Linked DNA regions of Homo sapiens: region 1 is linked to region 2. A link is a loop called in an ENCODE intact Hi-C map of the cell type or tissue named here. Cell type or tissue: prostate gland. All regions are shown on one strand. Links, peaks and the distances in the headings refer to the core of each region. The heading gives the core; the rest is flanking DNA.

Region 1 (9,327 bases), core at 963-8,962, 110 kb after region 2:
CTCCCTGTGAGTGGGGGCCACTGGTGGGAGGAGATGGCCCTGGTCGCCCATGGGATGAGAAACTTACTCCTGCTTCTGTCCCTGGAGAAGGTCAGGGAGATGCCAGTGTGGCCTTAAGGCAATTCTAACACTTGCTTATCTCGTTTTGTAACAGAGAAGAGAGAGCTCTCAGCCTTGGCCACACCAGCATGGAGCCCCCTTCCCCAGCGAATTTATTTTTCATGGTCACTTTCTATTTTTGGCAGTGAGTGATACATGTTATCCACTATTGGCAGCAATTGGGGGGAAAAAAAGTTCATTTTAAAAACAAAGTTTAGGCCGGGCATGGTGGCTCATGCCTGTAATCCTAGCACTTTGGGAGGCCCAGGCAGGCAAATCACGAGGTCAGGAGTTCGAGACCAGCCTGACCAACATGGGGAAACCCCGTCTCTACTAAAAATACAAAAATCAGTTGGGCGTGGTGGTGTGCGCCTGTAATCTCAGCTACTTGGGAAGCTGAGGCAGAAGCATTGCTTAAACCCAGGAGGTGGAGGTTGTGGTGAGCTGAGATCGTGCCATTGCACTCCAGCCTGGGCAATAAGCGTGAAACTCCGTCTCAAAAAAAAAAAAAAAAGTTTAAAAAGCGAGTCTGTTTAAAGGAGAATATTTGGTAAACAACAATATTAAAATATAGCAAATAATAGTAACAATAATCACAATGGTAAGGAAACACTTCATTAGATCAACTTAAGAGTATTTTATTCTTGGCTGGGCGCGGTGGCTCACACCTGTAATCCCAGCACTTTGGGAGGCCGAGGCGGGCAGATCACGAGCTCAGGAGATCAAGACCATCCTGGCTAATACGGTGAAATCCCATCTCTACTAAAAATCCAAAAATTAGCCGGGTGTGGTGGCGGGTGCCTGTAGTCCCAGCTACTCAGGAGGCTGAGGCAGGAGAATGGTGTGAACACGGGAGGCAGAGCTTGCAGTGAGCCGAGATCACGCCACTGCACTCTAGCCTGGGCAGCAGAGCGAGACTCCATCTCAAAAAAAAAAAAAAAAAAAGAGTATTTCATTCTTGCCACTGAGCTTAAAAAGAAAGAAAGAAAGAAAGAGTATTCCTAACATATGTCCAGTAATTTTGATTCTTAAGCAAGGGATGAAGAAATACAATGGCATCCAGGTAACTTCCTAACTAGCGCATAGCAGGTAGCTAACCCACTCATCTCTCCCTCTTTTCTTTATAGCTTCTATTTTTTTTAAAGAGAAAAATAACGATTAAAACAAGGGCAGGTTTAAATAATCGTCTCCTGAGCTGCACTTCAGTATCTCAGGTAACAGCTGGAGCTGCCTGGTGGGAGCACATCTTTTCCTTGAGTGTAATTCACTAATGACTGTGGTTCCAAGGAGGTGCGACCTTTAAAGGGAATTGGCCCTTCTTTGAAGGCAGGTGAGAATCTAGTCTCAGTGACAACCCAGCCTGATTTGGAAGGGGGGAGTCATAAGGGTTTTCGCCCAGCACACCAGGGTTGCAGCCTGCGCAAGACCTTCCATAGCTATTTCTGCCGGCTTGCTTCCTTCCCTTCCCAGCCACGATGAGGCAGCTGAGGGTTGCCACGGAAACCGGCTCTGTCCTCCCACTGGAGGCTGCCAGCTCTGATTTCCTGCAGAGTTAAGAAGGAGGCGGCAGTGGGGGTCACCCAGGCGTGAAGATGGGTTTCCCTGGGGATATCCTGCCTCCTGCCAATCACAGCGTCTCTCTGGGAATCCTGGGGGTGCCTGGAGGCTGAGGCCCAGGGAAGCCCCCAAACCCCAGTGCTGCTCTGAGAAGAGACTAGCCTCTGGGACATTCAGAGGTCTGGGGTTCTTTTATCTCCCTCCAGCTAAAGCTAGAGGGACCTCATTATGTGTCTTACAAGATGTACCCAAGTTTAGGTGCCTCTGGCTCTGTCAGCTCCTGAAGTCGAGAAGAATTGTCCCATCACCAGTCCCCTTGAGCCCAAAGAACAGGAGTTGCTCATCCAGCATTTGCTCCTGGGACAGTAAATCTGCCTGCAGAGTTCTACAGCTTATGAGCTATGTGGCCCCAGGCAAGTCACCTCACCTCTCAGTTTTCTCATCTATGAAGTGGGCACAACCCTCCTTCTCTTCATAGAGATGCTGTGAGGAGTAGACATACTGTCTGTAGGGTCTCTCGCAGGCATTTAAAGGGTCTCAATAAACAGGACTTTATATTAATAAAAATAGCATCATAAAAAAGGTTTGCAGGCCATTTTTCTCTTTAAGCTGTTTTTTATTTTAATTAATTATTTATTTATTGAGACAGAGTCTTGCTCTGTCGCCCAGGCTGGAGTGCCGTGGCGCAGTCTCAGTTCACTGCAACCTCCACCTCCTGGGTTCAAGCAATTCTGGTGCCTCAGCCTCCTGAATAGCTGGGATTACAGGCACGCACCGCCACACCTGACTAATTTTTTTATGTTTAGTAGAGACGGGGTTTCGCCATGTTGGCCAGGCTGGTCTTGAACTCCCGACCTCAAGTGATCCGCCCACCTCGGCCTCCCAAAGTGCTGGGATTACAGGCAAGCCGGGGCAAAGGCAAATTTTCATCACTGATACATTTGTTCAAAGGGTGGTGCACTCAGGCTGGGTTGGACCAATTAGCTGGTCCCCACCACCTCTTACAATGTCACTTCTAAGAGTTAGAACAGGGTCTCACACTCAGATGCCTTCAGGTCCAGGAGGCGCTGTGAATGCAGAAGCAGACCCGGTCAGAACCCTGGTGAAGCCGAGAGCACATGTCCTGCATAAGGGAGGCGGCTGCCACTCAGCTCTGGCCAAGAGTTACCCTTGGGAATGTGAGCCCAGTGTGGCCAGATATACCAAGTTTTCAAGAGAAGCTGGACATTTTGAATGAACTCTCCCAAAGATGATAACAACTAAGGCATTTTTTTAAGTGAAGTCCAAACAAAACACGTCTGCAGACTGGATCGTGATCACAGTTGGGGCTTCTGCACTAGAATGCATGAAATCGGCACCTTCTTTTTTGGCTTGATCAGTCTAAGGAGTCCTGGCTGGCTCCTTCCAGCCATCTTGTCTGGGCTGTGTCTTCCTTAGCTCCCTACCTGAGTGCTGACACTGAGAAAGCCCATCCCATCTGGTGCCTGTCACTCTAGAACAGAGAACTCCACTCCTCAGAGCCCAGTGTTTGGAGGGTGCCCCTGTTCTGCACCGGGAATGCATCAGCCTTGGGGGAAGCTCTCCTGCATTTTCTCAAGTAGTGTGAGCAATGGGGCAATCTGGCAAATGGGGCCCCAGGGAAGCAGATCTTCTAAGGGACTCCTTTGGTTTTAGCTAGTTTAAGGATTATTGGGGGACTGACTGCTGAATGACATCAATGGACACAAAGGACATCCTGAGTGGCCTTTCTGTGGCCAGCATCCGCTTTGACTGGATAAGGCCCGGGCCATGCTAGCTCATAAGAACTAGGAAGGTGACACCTCCGGGAGTTGGGGGCAGAGCAGTGAAGACTCCTAGTTCTGCCTTATCTGAATAGCATTTGTGGATATCACGAGGTGAGAGTAACGAGGTGAATTGGGAGCAGACAAAGCCTGATTTTGGAAAGAAAACTTTGCAGTGGATAATCCATAGAGCTTTCAATGTCTTTTCTTTGTTCACCCTCTTAGCTTTTCCCTCCCCTGGACCCAGCCTTCTGGGAGAAAAGCAGGGAAGTGGTAATGCTAGCACCTGCACCCGGGCCAACTGTGCACACAGAAAGCTGGGAGGCTGGGGCAGGCTGGGGCAGGCTGGGCAGAGGCGAGCACGTGGATCCATCTGCTCCCTGTGTCATGGGCGGATGCGGTAGCGGACGGGCACGTCGTGTTCCGGCTGCATCAGACCGAAGCCGTACCTGCTGAGGTCAAACTCAGGGATCTCCACATCTGCGTTGATCAGCTCCAAGTCCAAGTGCACCAGCACAAGGAACACAAATCTGCAGAGAGATGGCATGGAAGGTGTGAAGGAGAGGAGTAGGGCAGGGGGTTATCGGGAACAAGGCAGGGGAGCCATGGCTGCCTCCTAAGTCTGACTCCAACTTTGAGTAAAGTGAGGAGAGGAGTGAGGAAGTAGAAGAAACGCATTTGCTGCTCACCACATTTGCCAGCCCCCTGTAAGGTTAGGCAGGCCCGTGGATGAGTTCTGGTGAATGGGCTGTGTGCAGAAGTGGCCTGTGTCACTCCTGTGTCAAAGCATTCGCGAGCCAGTGTGTGGCTCTCCAGCTGTCCCTCCTGCCTGGCAGCCATGCAGGCTTCACATTGAGACGGTGGAGCCGAAAGAGGGAAAGAGCCTGGCCCGAGTCTGTGCACAGAGTGGGGAAGCCCTCCAATCCCACAGCTGATACCGTGTGAGTGGAACTACACCTCTGTTGGTAAAAGCCACTGAGACTCGGCAGGTGCAGAGCTGAGCCTGTGCTGATTAATACGGCGACTCCTCTGGATCCTCCAGCCCACACACTTTGCCGCCTTTCCCCACACTCCTGGAACCCTCACTGTCTATCTTGGCCAGGACTGCTGCTAACCCTTAGGTGTCTTTGTGAGATTAGAAACAGGCATCGCTCTCAAGACATTTTACTGCCATCTCTGAGAAAATTGTCCTAAATAGACCAACTTTGCAAGAACAAGCACTCTCTACTGCCATCTTCTGGGAAAACTGTCATAATAACTATTCGCAGCTGCCATGCCTATGATGTAATCAGTGCCCCCATAAATGTGGAGGCAGCCCTACGGGGGATGTCAACGGTTGCTGCCTCCCTGCCTCATCTTACCAATGCCCATGTTCGTAAGGGTCAGGAGAATATCTTATGACTCTTTTCCCACCACTATTCCCTACCCCAACCCAGGCGCCCGATGCAGCACTGAGCACATGGTGGGGATTCTTTTGTCTCACTGAAGGAGTGAAGAAGAGGGCAGATGAGGAGAGAGGGGAGTTAACACTCTGGACAGATCTGGGCTGTGCCGCTTATGGGAATGTGGCCCTCGCCAAGTTCTTACCCACTCTGGGTCTCAGTTCTCCCATCTGGTCAAAGAGGGGAAAGGCATGTTGAGTCTCTTCCAGCTCTGAGGCTGTAGGAAACTAGAGGGTGAGTTTCTAAGGGATGGCGGTTTTGTGCCCACCCCTGGATTTGAACTCCTGCACCTCCACTTCCTGGGAACACGGCAAATGATCTGACCTGCCTAGACTCGGTTTTAGATGGACCAGCAGGGTTGTCATGACAATTCAGTGAGATAAAAATAACAACAAATTAGCTAATTTATTGGAACACTGTGCGCTAGGCACCATCTAAGCATTTAGTACCCGCTATCTCTTTTTATCTGTCCAAAAACTTGATGAGGTAGGAATGCCAGTCGGTTCTGCTCTAACACTTGTTTTGAACAGGTGAATTTGTTCCAATAGGATTGATATATTAGGGCACCATTTGAATATAATGCAAGTTTCACATTTGCTCACGTGCAATTTCACTTGTGAGAAACATGAGGTGAAGACGAAAGACTGCACCCAGCTGAACCTGGGTGTGCAGAAATCCATAAAATATACACATGCACACAACTAAGCATCGATCTACAGCCACAGTTATTACAGCACTTACATAGTTCTTAGCCAGGTAACATGTATAAAACTTTACTACCATTTTTTTTACTGGGTTCTTCTCTCTCTCTCTTTTTTTTTTATTATGTCACTGATGAGGTTTTTGAGTGTTGGCCCCAGTCCCCCTTTTCCCTCAATCCCTGCAGTTTTTTCTTTCTTTCTTTCTTTTTTTTTTTTTTTTTTTTTTCTGGAGACAGAGTCTCACTCTGTCGCCCAGGCTGGAGTGCAACGGCGCAATCTTGGCTCACTGCAATCTCCACCTCCTGGGTTCAAGAGATTCTCCTGCCTCAGCCTCCTGAGTAGTTGGGATTACAGGCACGCTCCACCACACCCGGCCAATTTTTGTATTTTTAGTAGAGACGGGGTTTCACCATGTTGGCTAGGCTGGTCTCCAACTCCTGGCCTCAAATGATCTGCCCACCTCGGCCTCCCAAAGTGCTGGGATTACAGGCGTGAATCCCTGCAGTTTTTGTTGCATGATTTCACACAGCAAGGTGATTTTAAGGAATGCATATGAGCTGTATTATGTTCATAATTGACTCCATTTTCTTGAGGAAACTGAGGCTAAAGGTTTATGTAACGTGCCCACTCACTTAGCACAATGCATGCACAATAATGATATTAACAATTATGGTAATAATTAACATTTTTCAAATGCCTACAATGAGCCAGACAGTGGGTTAAGAACTTAGAAAGATCCAATTCATTTATCCTGACACTCCTGGGGTATAGTTATAATCAGAACCCTCATTTTACAGTTGAGGAAACAGGCTCAGAAGGTAACCCAGCTTATGATTGCACAGGGGCTGGACAGGAGGACAGGGCAGATGTCATAACCCCTGGTCCAATCTGTTTGTGATCCTGGTGGCCAAAGCTCCTGGGGTTCAAGGGAGATAATTTATGAGGCTCTCGGCCCCACAGGTATTAAAATAACCAAGTGGGAACAGTGAAGTTCGGCCAGTTCCTAACATGAAGTTCTGAACATGCGGCAGCAGCTGCAGACGGGTAGCTACGGTCAGCTGAAAGGAATGTCCAGTATTTGGAATCTGGACACCAGTCTTGGAGGGAAGAACCTGCTGCCAGATCTGATTATTTCAAAAGAAATCCGAAATCTGGCTTTTTTACACGAGCTCTTCTGATTTATAAAAGCACACAGTTGTAAAACCACAAATAAGAGATGGCTCACGGGCTGTCCATGTGAAGCCTCTGCCAAACCATTCTCCTGGCTGAGCCCTCAGTCCCAGGAGAGAAGGGCGCCTGCCAACCAGGGGATCAGGAGCCACCCTGGCCCTGCCCTGGCCCCCCACTCACTGTTTGATGCTGTTGACCGCATAACTCCTCCCCAGGCAGTGATTGTGCCCCGCCCCCCAGGGCATGTTGTAATTCTTCAGCCGTTTCCCATCCTTGTAAAAGTCTTTCTTCTCTGATCCGTCAGGGTTCAGGAATCGGTTGTATTTAAATACCTGAAATAGGAAGAAGGTCCTTTTCTGACCCCATTCCCAGAACAAGCTCACACCAAGAAAAATGTATGAGGATGTTCATGACAGTCATGTTTATAAGAGGGAAAAACTGGAAACCATATACAGGTCAATTGATAGGGGATTGGTTAAAAAATTATGGCAAAAGGTTTGTGTGTACTGACATGGAAAGAATTTCTACAATTGGTTGTTGAGTGAAAAAAGCAAGTTTCAGAATAGTATATATTGCATGATCCTATACACACACCAATCTTTTCATGGCATGTGAATGTGTTGTGTGTATGCCTGTAAAGCCATGAAAACAATTCGCAAGGCACACTCCAAACCTTGGTCAGAGAACTCTGTAGAACTGGAGAAGAAGGGAAATACATATTTTTTACATTTAAGTATATATTTCTCTGTATTTCTTTATATTCTATGATATATATTACTTTTGTAATGTAAAATAAAAGAAATTAAAATATTTTTTAAAAAGAAAATGCCAATTTCCTTTGGTTACACTGCACAGTGGTAAGGCAAGGGTTGTAGCTGAGCACAGAGCTTGGCATGGAGTAGCTGCCGACTGAAAGATGGGTGGAAGGATAGGTGAATGAACCAGTGGATAGACTAAGAGATGGAAATGTGGATGGAAAGATGGATGAATGGAGGGATGGATAGATGGATGGATGGGTAGATGGGGTGGATGGATGGATGGGTAGATGGGTGAATGAATGGGTAGATTGATGGGTGGATGGATGAATAAATGGATGAATGGACAAATGGATGGATGGATGAGTAGATGGGTGGATAGATGGATGGATGGGTGGATAAGTAGAAGAATGGGTGGATGGACATATGAGTGAGTGGGTAGATAAATGAGTGGGTGGATGGATGGATAAATGAGTAGATGATTGAATGGACAGACGGATGGATAGATGGATGGATTCATGGGTAGGTGGGTGGATGAAAGAGTAGCTTCATGGGTGGATGGATGGATGGATGGGTGGATGGATAGATTAATGGATGGGTAGATGGGTGAGTATGTGGATGGATGGATGGATGCATGGATGCATGGGTGGATGGATAGATTAATGGATGGATGGGTGAATTTGTGAATGGATGAATGGACAGATGGATGCATGGGTAGATGAGTGGATGGATGGATAGATGAGTGGATGGGTGGCTGGATGGATAAATGAATGGGTAGATGGGTGGATGAAAGGGTAAATTGGTGGGTGGATGGATGAATGGATGGGCGGATGGATAGATGAATGGATAGGTAGATAAGTGAGTGTGTGGATGGATGGATGAATACATGAATAGACAGATGCATGAGTAGATGGGCAGATGAATGAATGGATGGATAGATGAGCATGTAGTTTAGGGTCTGACACACAGTAAACACCCAATCTGTTAGCAATTGTGAAAGTTTACTTCTTCTCAAAGTCTGGGGCAAGGCAAAAGTGTTGAGAAACTGACATTATAACAATCTGAAATAAGGAAAATGGCTGAGCTATCACAAAGCACTCAGTGTGAATGAACATCCCCTCATGTTCTAGGGTTCCTCAGAGACCCTTGAACATGAGGGGATCTGGGTCTGACTCCAAGAGAAGCTGTGAAAAAAGGTAGGAGCCAAAGAGATATCAGAAGGCTGGGGAGAGAGTGGGGCCATCAATATCTGCTTATGCATGATCCCATTTAATCTTCCTATCAATCTCATGAGGCAGGTGCTATTATGAGGTCCATTTCACAGGTGAGGAAGCAAACACAGAGAGGTGAAGCAATCTGGGCAATGTCACATAGCAAACAAAGAGCAGAGCCAGGCTGCCACTCAGATCTGGCTCATCCCAAAGTCACTGATTGTTCTCCCACAGACCCCATATGACCAGGCGCCCCTGCCATTTACCTCTGGGTCTGTGTAGATTTCTGGGTCTCTCTGGGGGCTCAGGAAGGGGAAGAGGAGGAGGCGGTCACCACGTCGCAGGTTGAATTCTCGCCCGTCTGCCATGGGCATGGCCAGGTCCACCACAACCTCGCGGGTGATGAAGGGGGCAGCTGTAAGCCTGAGGCTCTCACTCAGCACGCTATCTGCATGGGGCAGGTGCAAGGAAGAGTCAGCGGGCTATCCCTTCACCTGCTCATATGCCAACCCCAGCTCTTATTTTACAGAGGAAGATGAAGAGGCTCAGAGAGGGTGCCTGCCTCGCCCACACAGTCACATAGCAAGGTGAAAAAGGACACACGATGACAT
Region 2 (9,327 bases), core at 907-8,906:
GGTTCTCCTGGAAGATCCCTTCAGTTATTCAACTGTCCCACATGAAAACATTCAGGGCAGCAACACTCCAAGTCCTTGGTCTGGTTGTTGAAGGGGAGGTTGACTCACTAGAGTGTAAGGAATGATTGCATTAATTGTCCAGGAAAGTGACAAGGAGGTGACTCTGGTCATGCAATTTTGAGCTTTGGCTTCAACCTTTGGGGGCCTCGCCCTGCCACCTCCCATTCTCTCAATTCTTAATGCTCAGGGGTGAGATTTCTATGGGCCTCGGGCCACTTTGAGGAAAGCCATGCGTGCACGAGACAAGTATCCATTTTCTACTCTTTCACAGAATCCTGATTTTGTGCTTACGTGACTACTTTGCTTGAAGATAACACCGCCCAGCCTCCCCTGCAGCTGGATGGAGGTCACATGCTTGGATCTGGTCAATAAGATGGGAGTCGGAGTGTTGTGTGGGACTTCTAGAATCTCTTTTTTCTTTTTTGTTTTTCGTATTTTTTTTCTTTTTTTTTTTTTTGAGAAGGAGTCTCACTCTATCGCCCAAGCTGGAGTGTAGTGGCACGATCTTGGCTCACTACAACCTCTGCCTCCCAGGCTTAAGCGATTCTCTGCCTCAGCCTCCGGAGTAGCTGGGATTACAGGTGCGCGCCACCATGCCTGGCTAATTTTTTTGTATTTTAGTAGAGATGGGGTTTCACCATGTTGCCCAGGGTGGTTTCTAACTCCTGAGCTCAGGCGATCTGCCCGCTTTGGCCCCCCAAAGTGTTGGGATTACAGGCATGAGCCACTGCACCCAGCCCCAGAATCTCTTTAAAGCAGGGAAGGCTGCCTCCTCTTTTTAGATCTTCCTCCATCCTGCTGCCAGGGATGATTACATGATTGCTGGAACTCTAGCAGCCACTGAGAGTCGTGAGACTGAAAACCCCACTCTGGGAAAAGCAGAGCAGAAAGGTGGAATGAGGCTGGGGCCATGATGACTTTATAGAGCCATGGTACTAGTCGTGGACTATTTTCATCTGGACTGATGAGAGAAATATACTTCTCTCCCTGGGTCTCACTTTGTTATAGAGCCAGGCCTAGATTCTAATCAGCACTGCAGTGGTTAGCCCAGTAATTCTCCAGTATATGGAGAATATGGAGTACAACTTACACATGGACTGCCAACCCATCTGATAGTAACACAGGCAAAAAGACACCGGTTGCCCAGAATAACGTAGCAATGGACTGGGAACAAGTTGCTCAGAAAACAACTCCATTCCATGGAACTTGAGTAGTTCCCTGTGTCCTTAACTGGCTCCACTCCACACCCTTCCTTCCTTCCCTTTCTGGACTCTCAGTAGCCTCTCATTTTCCTGTTCTAAGAGGGAGGTCAACAGAGACCTCGGCACCTTTTCATTTGCTGTTCCCTGGGCCTGGCCTGGAGAGACCTTTTCCTGCCACCTCCCCTGCCCCTTCACCAGTTTGCTTTCTTCCTTCTTTCGGGACTCAGTAGCAATGTCACCAGCTTTTCCTAGACTGAATTAAGTTGAGTCAGCCCTTTCATTGCCCTGTCACAGCAGTCTTTGTGAAGTTTCATCACTCGCCTTCTTAAAGTCCTCCAGTGGTGTCCTGCTGCACTTGAAACAAGGTCCAAACTCTTATGGAGGCTGCACGGCCCTGCCTGACTTGGCCCCTGTTGACCTCTCTGATCTCTTTTTCTCTGTGCTCTTGCACATAGTCACTCCCTTCCAGCCACACTGGCCACCTGTCTGCTCTTCCACATGCCAAGCCCACTCCTGCCTCAGGACGTTTGCACTTGCTGTTTCTCTGTCTAGAACATCCTCATCCCAGATTGTCTGTGACTGGCTCCTTCTTATCCCTCACAGTCTCTCCTTAGAGAGACTGTCCCTCACTGCCTGATTAAAAATACCTCTTCCTCAGTCACTCACTCTTGCTGCACTGTTTTACCTCCTTGGTGATTTGTCACAATCTGCAGTCATTTTTTTTTTTTTTTGACAGGGTCTCAAAAGGGTGCAGTGATGTTATCATGGTTCACTGCATCCTTGACCTCCCAGGCTCCAGCAATCCTCCCACCTCAGCCTCCTGAGTAGCTGGGACCACAGATGTGCGCCACAATGCCCAGCTATTTTTTTTTCTTTTTGTAGAGATAAGATCTCACTATGTTACCCAGGCTGGTCTCAAACTCTTGGGCTCAAGGAATCCTTCCGCCTCAGCCTCCCAAAGGGACGGGATTATAGATGTGAGCCACCATGCCTGGCCAAATCATTTTGTTTATTTGTTTGTTTACTCATTTATTTTCCGCTTCTCCACCAACCTAGGTTAGCACATCAAGGGCAGGGACTGTGTCTATTTCACAAGGCTGGGTCCCCACTGCCCAGCACAGAGCCAGATGTGGCATTGGCACTCAACAAATACTGGTGCACTAAATGACTGCCTGAATGAATGAACAGGTGAATGGTTTGTGAGTTGGTCAGTTGGATGGAGGGATGGATGGATGGATGGAAGTTTGGATGGATGGGTTTAGAAGCCATGACCCCAATCGGACCACCCAAATGCAATATGTTTACTGAGCACCCCTCCTATGCAAGGCACTATTGGAAAATGCAAGCTTGAATTAGCAGCTGGATGCCTGATACTAATGATATAATAACAGCTGAGATTTATTGATTTCTCACCAAAGCAGGCACTGCGCCAACTGCATTGCATGACCGATCTCATTTACTCCTTATATCAACCCCAGGAGGTAGATACTCTCGTAATTCCTGCTTTGCAATTGTGAAAACCAAGCCTCAAAAAGGTGAGGTTCCATTGGAGGAGGAAACATTTGGGCTGGGGCTTGAGGGCTAGAGATGGATTCCAGCAGGCAGAGATGGGAGTAGGGGTGTTCTAGGCAGAGGCAGCTGCATATTCAAAGGGTTGGAGGTGGGGAATAACAGTCAAGCCAGTTTGGCTAGGGCAGGTGTGCACACAGAGAGAAAACTGGCAAGAGGGGAGACCACCATTTACTGCACACCCGCGACATGTGAGGTACCAAAGCATTTATTCACCATCACCCCAGGAAGTAGCTCCTCTTTTCACCTTCATTTTTCAGAGGATGGATCTGAGGCTTGGAGCCCCTAAATAACATGCCCAGAGCCACACAGCAGGATTAGGACTTGAATTCATGCCTGTCTCACTCTGAGGCTGGGTCAGAGATGGATAGTCAGAGGTTCAGGAAGGAGTTGACAAGGCTGGCTATGGAGTAACTGAGCATGTACTGGGAGCCAGGCACAGCATACTATCTCAATTAATCCTCACAAGTACCCAGGAGGTAGGTATTAGTGTGGTGGATATGTTTTTGGATAGTTTAGCATCATTTTTTGGGAATTGTTCCTCCTCCACAATCACGCATTAAGTGAAGTTGACCCTGTTTCTCCGTTTCAGGGGGTAAGAGTGAGATCCAAGCTTACCAGTTAGGATAATTCATCTCCCTGGCCACAGGGATTACTTTAGTAGTGTGGGCATGACTAAAATTGGTCAATCAGGGTTCATCCTGGAACTTTTTCTCAAATTATTGGGAAAGAGGTGGTCTCTTTCATCAGGGGCTGTTGGGTTAACAGGATATCAACCAGAAGTGGCTGGAGGGTCAACTCTGGCTCTCTGGGGAAAAAAAATCTGCCCAAGAGTGTAGCCAAAGCAGAGGGACTCTGTGCCAAGACACAAAGACAGGTTTCTAATGACATTATTTGAGCACCTGGATCCAGCCATCCCTGAAGCCATCCCTTTGGATTTTCCAACAATATGAACTGATGAATGCTCTTTTTGGATTAGGCCAGTTGGGCTGGATTTCTGACCCTTGCAAATAAAAAGTGATCTGACTGAACAAAATTGTTATCTTAATTTTACAGGTGAGAGAGCTAAGATTCATAGAGGTAAAATGACTTGCGTTTAGGATCCACAGGAAGGAAGGGGCTGAATCACACTGAGATATCACAAAGAAAGTGCATGGCATCTACCAGGTCCTCAAGAAATGCCTGTTCCCTTCTTCCATAGATCAAGGAGTGGTGGAGAGAAGGACGGGAGGAGGTATACCCACTGGTGGAAGCTCCCCCATGAGCCGCAAGCTTCTGGGCAGATTCTAGATTGCATCTGGAATCCTCCAAACTCTCCCAGCCTGCACTGGGGTCTGGCAGGAGCAACCAAAGCCCAGGAGTTGACACATAAAGTGAACAAGCGGTCAGATGTCAGCATTTGAACAAAATTCCTGAGGATCCCACTCTCTCCAAAAAAGTGTCATCTAAGAGCCCTGGCTGCAACACAGGGTTTCCATAGAAGGGCCAGAAGTCTTAGCACTTCTCAGGGCTTACGCTTAGTAGGATCTTGTACAGATAATTGTTTCAGTACCACCAAGGATTCTGTGGTCACTTGAACTTCTCAAAGCTCCTTCATATTGAAACTGGATAGAGAGTAAGGGGTTAGCCTACAAACTTTGACTTTGGACAAAGTTGGGTTCCAATCCTGGCCCTTGGCAGCTGGGTGACTTTCGGTACATTACTTAACCTCTCTGAGTCTCCCGTGTGAAACAGGCAGAATCGGAAGATGAAGTCAGACAAAACAGGTAGACACTCTTAGTACAGAGTTTGGAACCACTTCAGCTTTTGGGCAAGCAGATTAGTTCTAGATATAGGTTGAACTCTGGCATGTATGATCACATTAACTCTCTGAGCCTCAGCTTCCTCATCTGTAAAATGGGGCTCAGAATAATACCCCCTGCACAGGTGGTTGTCAGGCAGCAATGAAATCATGCATGGAAAATGCGTACCCCAGGGTACGCATGTGAACCGAGGACACCCTGCCAGCAGGACGGCCCCCCACTCATCCACCGGCAGGGAGTTTTGGCCCACACAGTGAATTCGTTGCCAATATTTATTTTCCCTATGAATTCACATTTGAGCTTCTCAAGAAAAATCTGAAGCTCTGGGTACTCTTGGTCCACGCTGCTCCGTGGCAAGCCCAGGCTGCCGCTGCGCGGTGTTAAGTCCAGTCCTGTACTCTAAAATCTCACGTGCACCCTGTGCGTGTTGTTTATGAGGCTCGCTTGGCTTCTGCAGGAATCTGGTTTGGGAGCCCAGGAATAAATCATTAGACGTGTAGCCAGCGATGAGGGAAAAGATTAAACAGTGCCAGAGAAGCAGTCATGGGTTCCTTAGGGAATGCTGGGCCAAGAGCTGGGTCCGCGAGATGCCCTGGATCAGGAATATGCGGATGGAATCCCTGCCTGGGCCAGCCCCTCATCCATCCGTATATGGCTGCAGAGAAGCCATGTTGCTGCTTCCTTAGAGCCCCTGGCTGCATTTTCCCCTCGTCTCTCCTGCTTCTAGACTGCTCTGAAGCTCCTCCTAGTCCCCACCGCTCATCCTACCACACCTCAGTAAAGCAGAATTAGAGGATTAAAAAAGACGGGCAGGAGATAGGGGACTACTTTAGCCCAACGGCTTTGGAGGGCCTCACTGAGGAGGTGATGCGTGAGTGCGGATCTGAGGAATGCAAAGGAGCCAGCTCGCAAAGATCTGGGGAAAGGCCGGTCCGGGCAGCAGTCACGGCAAGTGCAAGGGTCCTGGGGCAGGGAAGAGATTGGCAAGAAGAGGAGGAGAAAGGCGACCAGTGTCCCTGGTGCTAGGGAGGAAGACAAAGGGCGTGAGAGTTGAGGTCAAAGAGAGAAGAGAGGCAGGCCTTTAAGACCTGATAGGATGTTTTGAACCTGAGAATCCTGGGAGCCACACGGCCATGGCCTAATGTAGGTTTAAAGATCCCCTAGCTCTAGCCAGGCGCAGTGGCTCATGCCTGTAATCCCAGCACTTTGGGAGGCGGAGGTGGGCAGATTACCTGAGGTCAGGAATTCGAGACCAGCCTGGCCAACATGGTGAAACCCTGTCTCTACTAAAAATACAAAAATTAGCCGGGCACGGGGGTGGGCGCCTGTAATCCCAGCTACTCGGGAGGCTGAGACATGAGGATCGCTTGAACCTGGGAGGCAGAGGTTAAAGTGAGCCGAGATTGTGCCATTGCACTCCAACCTGGGCAACGTGAAACTTTGTTTCAAAAAATAGTAAAATAAAATAAAATAAAATAAAATAAAATAAATAAAATAAAATAAAATAATCCCCGAGCTGCACCTAGGAACAGCCTGTAGGGGGACTGGAATAGAAACAGGAATCAAAGTGAGGAGGCTGTGGTAGGTGTCCAGGCAAGAGACTGTGTCTGTTCACAGTACGGAAGACAAATTCAAGTTATATTTTGGAGGTGAAATCAACCAATTGCTGATGGCTCAGATGTGTGGGGCGAGGGAAAGAAGAGTCAAGATGGAATCCCAGGTTTTCATCCTGAGCAACTGGGAGGATAGTGGTGGTGTTTCCTGAGATGGAGAGGAATCGGAGGAGCACCTGGGGCCAGATCATGGGGGTGCTGTGAACATCAGCTGAGGGGTCTGGACCAGACCCCGCAGACAATGGGGAGCTTGGGAAGGCTTCTGAGCAACAGCAGAATATTCATTCAGTCATTCAACAAACATTTGTGGTAAAAGCTTGTCCATATTCTATTCTCTCACAGACGGCAAAGCTCCCCACAAGCAGCCGTGGGTTATGGGCCACAAACATCCTTCCTGGGCCTATAGAGTGCACGAGAAAGCTCTACCTGCCCATCCACATTTTCCCTTCCCGACTTCTTCACCTCTGGCTTGAGGAGCTGAAGAGCATTTAAAAAATATTCATGGCTGGGCGCAGTGGCTCATGCCTGTAATCCCAGCACTTTGGGAGGCCGAGATAGGCAGATCGCCTGAGCTCAGGAGTTTGAGACCAGCCTGGGCAACATGGTAAAACCCCGTCTCTACAAAAAATACAAAAATTAGCCGGGTGAGTTGGCGTGCACCTGTAGTCCCAGCTACTTGGGGGGCTGAGGTGGGAGGATCGCTTGAGCCTAGGAGGTCGAGGCTGCAGTGAACCATGTCACCGCCACAGCACTCCAGTTTGAGTGACAGAGCGAGACCCTATCTCTAAAAAAAAAAAAATTAAAAAAATTAAAAAATGAAAATATTTATTTACTCCCTGCCTGTCTTTTCCTCTAAAAGCTCCATGAAAGCAGGGACCATCTTTGTAACTTCAGCATCTCTCATGCCTAGACCTGTGTCTGGTACATAGTAGGTGCTTAATAACTATTGAGGAACTGAATTTTAAAAATAAATAAATGAGCCCTAGTCTCTCAGACTGAAGGACTGACTGAGAGCCTGTAAAGTGCCCCGTTCAGGGCCTGGTATACAGTAGACATTCAATAAACAGTAATGAAAATATACACAGAAAATACAGCCACTCTGTCAGGTCCCTGGTAGGTCTTGAGGCTTCTCCAGTGTAGGAAAGGCCAGAGGAGTAGGAGGGTGAGGTGGCCTGTGACTCACCCTCCCGGGGCCCCTGTCTTGGGCCTAGGCCTGTGGGCATGGCGTCTGCACTAATCCGGCTAAGCAGCTGGATGTGCAAGGGTGTGTAATCCCAGGCCTGCTGGCTTTAGCCTGACCTTGGCTAGGATGACCCAAGTCAAGAAGAACGCTCCTGTCCTCTTAGGCCACCCAGAGCTGAGACCCTCTACACAACCGGGGACAGGGATCTAAAAGACCCTTCTTGGGGGACAGAGGGGTGGCAGGCTCACCTAGGTCTCCCCCCGAAGCTCCAACCCAGCTATTTGGGGTATGCATCTCTGCACCCCTCCCCCCTTGCTACATCTTTGCCCCAGTGTCCTCCCTGATGGATGATGCGGCACAGAAATACTATCGGGGAAGAAAAGGGGCATTCATTCATCAAACATTTATGGAGCCAAGCTATGTGCCAAACACTTTTCCAGATCCTGAGGACACAGCAGTGATCAAGACAGACTCTGTCTTCAGGGAACTGATATTTGGGTGGGGGAAGCAGACATGAAATGAGGAAATAGGTAAATTAAAAAGGATCTCTTCAAGGTGCAAGAAAATGGGCTAATGGGATAGAGACTGGCTGTAGGGACATCATCAACTATGGTAGTCAGGGAGGGCTTCTCTGAGGAGGTGACATCTGAGCTGAGACCCAAAGATGGAGTATCGAGTTGTATGAAGATCTGGGAAAGGAGCATCCAGGTGGAGGGAAGAGATTTTAATCCTAGTGAGTCATATAAGTTGGCACCATTGAGTACACTGAATAGATAATGAACATAATAACTAACATTTACTGAGTACCGACAATGTGTCAGGCCCTTTTCTAAGTGCTTTGAATGCAATAACTCATTTAATACTCAAAACAATCGATCATTTTCATCCAATTTTACAGATGAAGAAACCAAGCCACAGAGAGGTCAAGTGCTTTGCCCAAGGCCACACAGCTAACAAGTAGCAGAGCTGGGATTTGAACCCAGGGCTGCTCTACCTCACAACCTATGGGTTGTTCCCTATCTTTACAGCACATTAATGTTTTACAATTAAAAACATTAATTGTTGAGCATTACCAAGCACCAGGTCCTGGGACCCATGGCGTCTTTATCTGGTCCTACCTCTGAAGGCCACCCACTGATCCTCTGCCCTGCACCTCTCTCTCACCCTCTTCTGATGTCTCTACTCTGAGGCCACCTCCAGCTCCAGGAGTGGCCATGTGGCTCTGCCTGGTCCAATCAGCATAGACCAACCCTCCCAGCCTTTGTGATTGACTGAGGGATGGGCATGTGACACAAGATGGCTTCATGAGAGTGGATCTTGGAACTTTGCAACCATGGGGGAGGAGGAGTTCTCTTTGTTTTTTTGTTTTTTGTTTGTTTGTTTTTTTGAGACGGGGTCTCACTCTGTGTGCAGGCTGGAGTGCAGTGGCACAATCTCAGCTCACTGCAACCTCCGCCTCCTGGGTTCGAGCAATTCTCCTGACTCAGCCTCCTGAGTAGCTGGGACTACAGGCATATGCCACCACGCCCAGCTAATTTTTTGTATTTTTAGTAGAGACGGGGTTTCACCATGTTAGCCAGGATGGTCTCGATCTCCTGACCTTGTGATCTGCCTGCCTTGGCCTCCCAAAGTGCTGGGATTACAGGTATGAGCCATCGTGCCCGGCCAGGAGTTCTCTTTTGAGGGAAAATGTCTAGCTGGGAGATAGGAAGCCTGGAGCCCAAAGAGCTTGCTTGAGAGTGAAGCCCTCGTAGAGGAGGGCAGAGACAAAAGATGGAGAGAGACTGAGTTGCAATGACAAGCACTGATGGTATTGTTCGAGGCCTGTGTATCTGGGCCAGAGCCAGAACCACTTCTGAACTTCGCAGTTGCATCACCCCTCCCATTTTTTTTCAAGC

The links. Hi-C counts contacts between places; a loop is a spot of excess contacts. Peaks named below come from ENCODE experiments on the same cell type or tissue, not always from the same donor. Only the 100,000 strongest peaks of a DNase experiment are listed, where the experiment ranks them.
Region 1: it touches region 2 in a loop (2.3-fold over the local background); 4 of 110 quality-filtered maps call a loop at or near these places.

What each region holds. Positions count from the first base shown.
Region 1 is chr20:49,504,098-49,513,424 of GRCh38, forward strand. It overlaps PTGIS (prostaglandin I2 synthase), which reads right to left. Exons shown (of 10, transcript NM_000961.4): 8 at 8,983-9,164; 9 at 6,931-7,082; 10 at 1-3,967. The coding sequence ends at 3,823. Among named protein-coding and RNA genes, the nearest start is that of KCNB1, 26 kb to the left of the region's middle. RefSeq lists an enhancer at 1,085-1,586. In prostate gland, for the core only: a CTCF peak has its summit at 4,682 (motif pointing left); DNase peaks (open chromatin) are centred at 3,784, 6,634 and 6,934; H3K27ac peaks cover 2,598 bases.
Region 2 is chr20:49,390,265-49,399,591 of GRCh38, forward strand. All of the region lies in intron 1 of KCNB1 (potassium voltage-gated channel subfamily B member 1), which reads right to left. All of the region lies in intron 2 of LOC105372649 (a long non-coding RNA gene), which reads left to right. Among named protein-coding and RNA genes, the nearest start is that of KCNB1, 88 kb to the right of the region's middle. In prostate gland, for the core only: no CTCF peak of the experiment used is centred there; a DNase peak (open chromatin) is centred at 5,107; H3K27ac peaks cover 3,296 bases.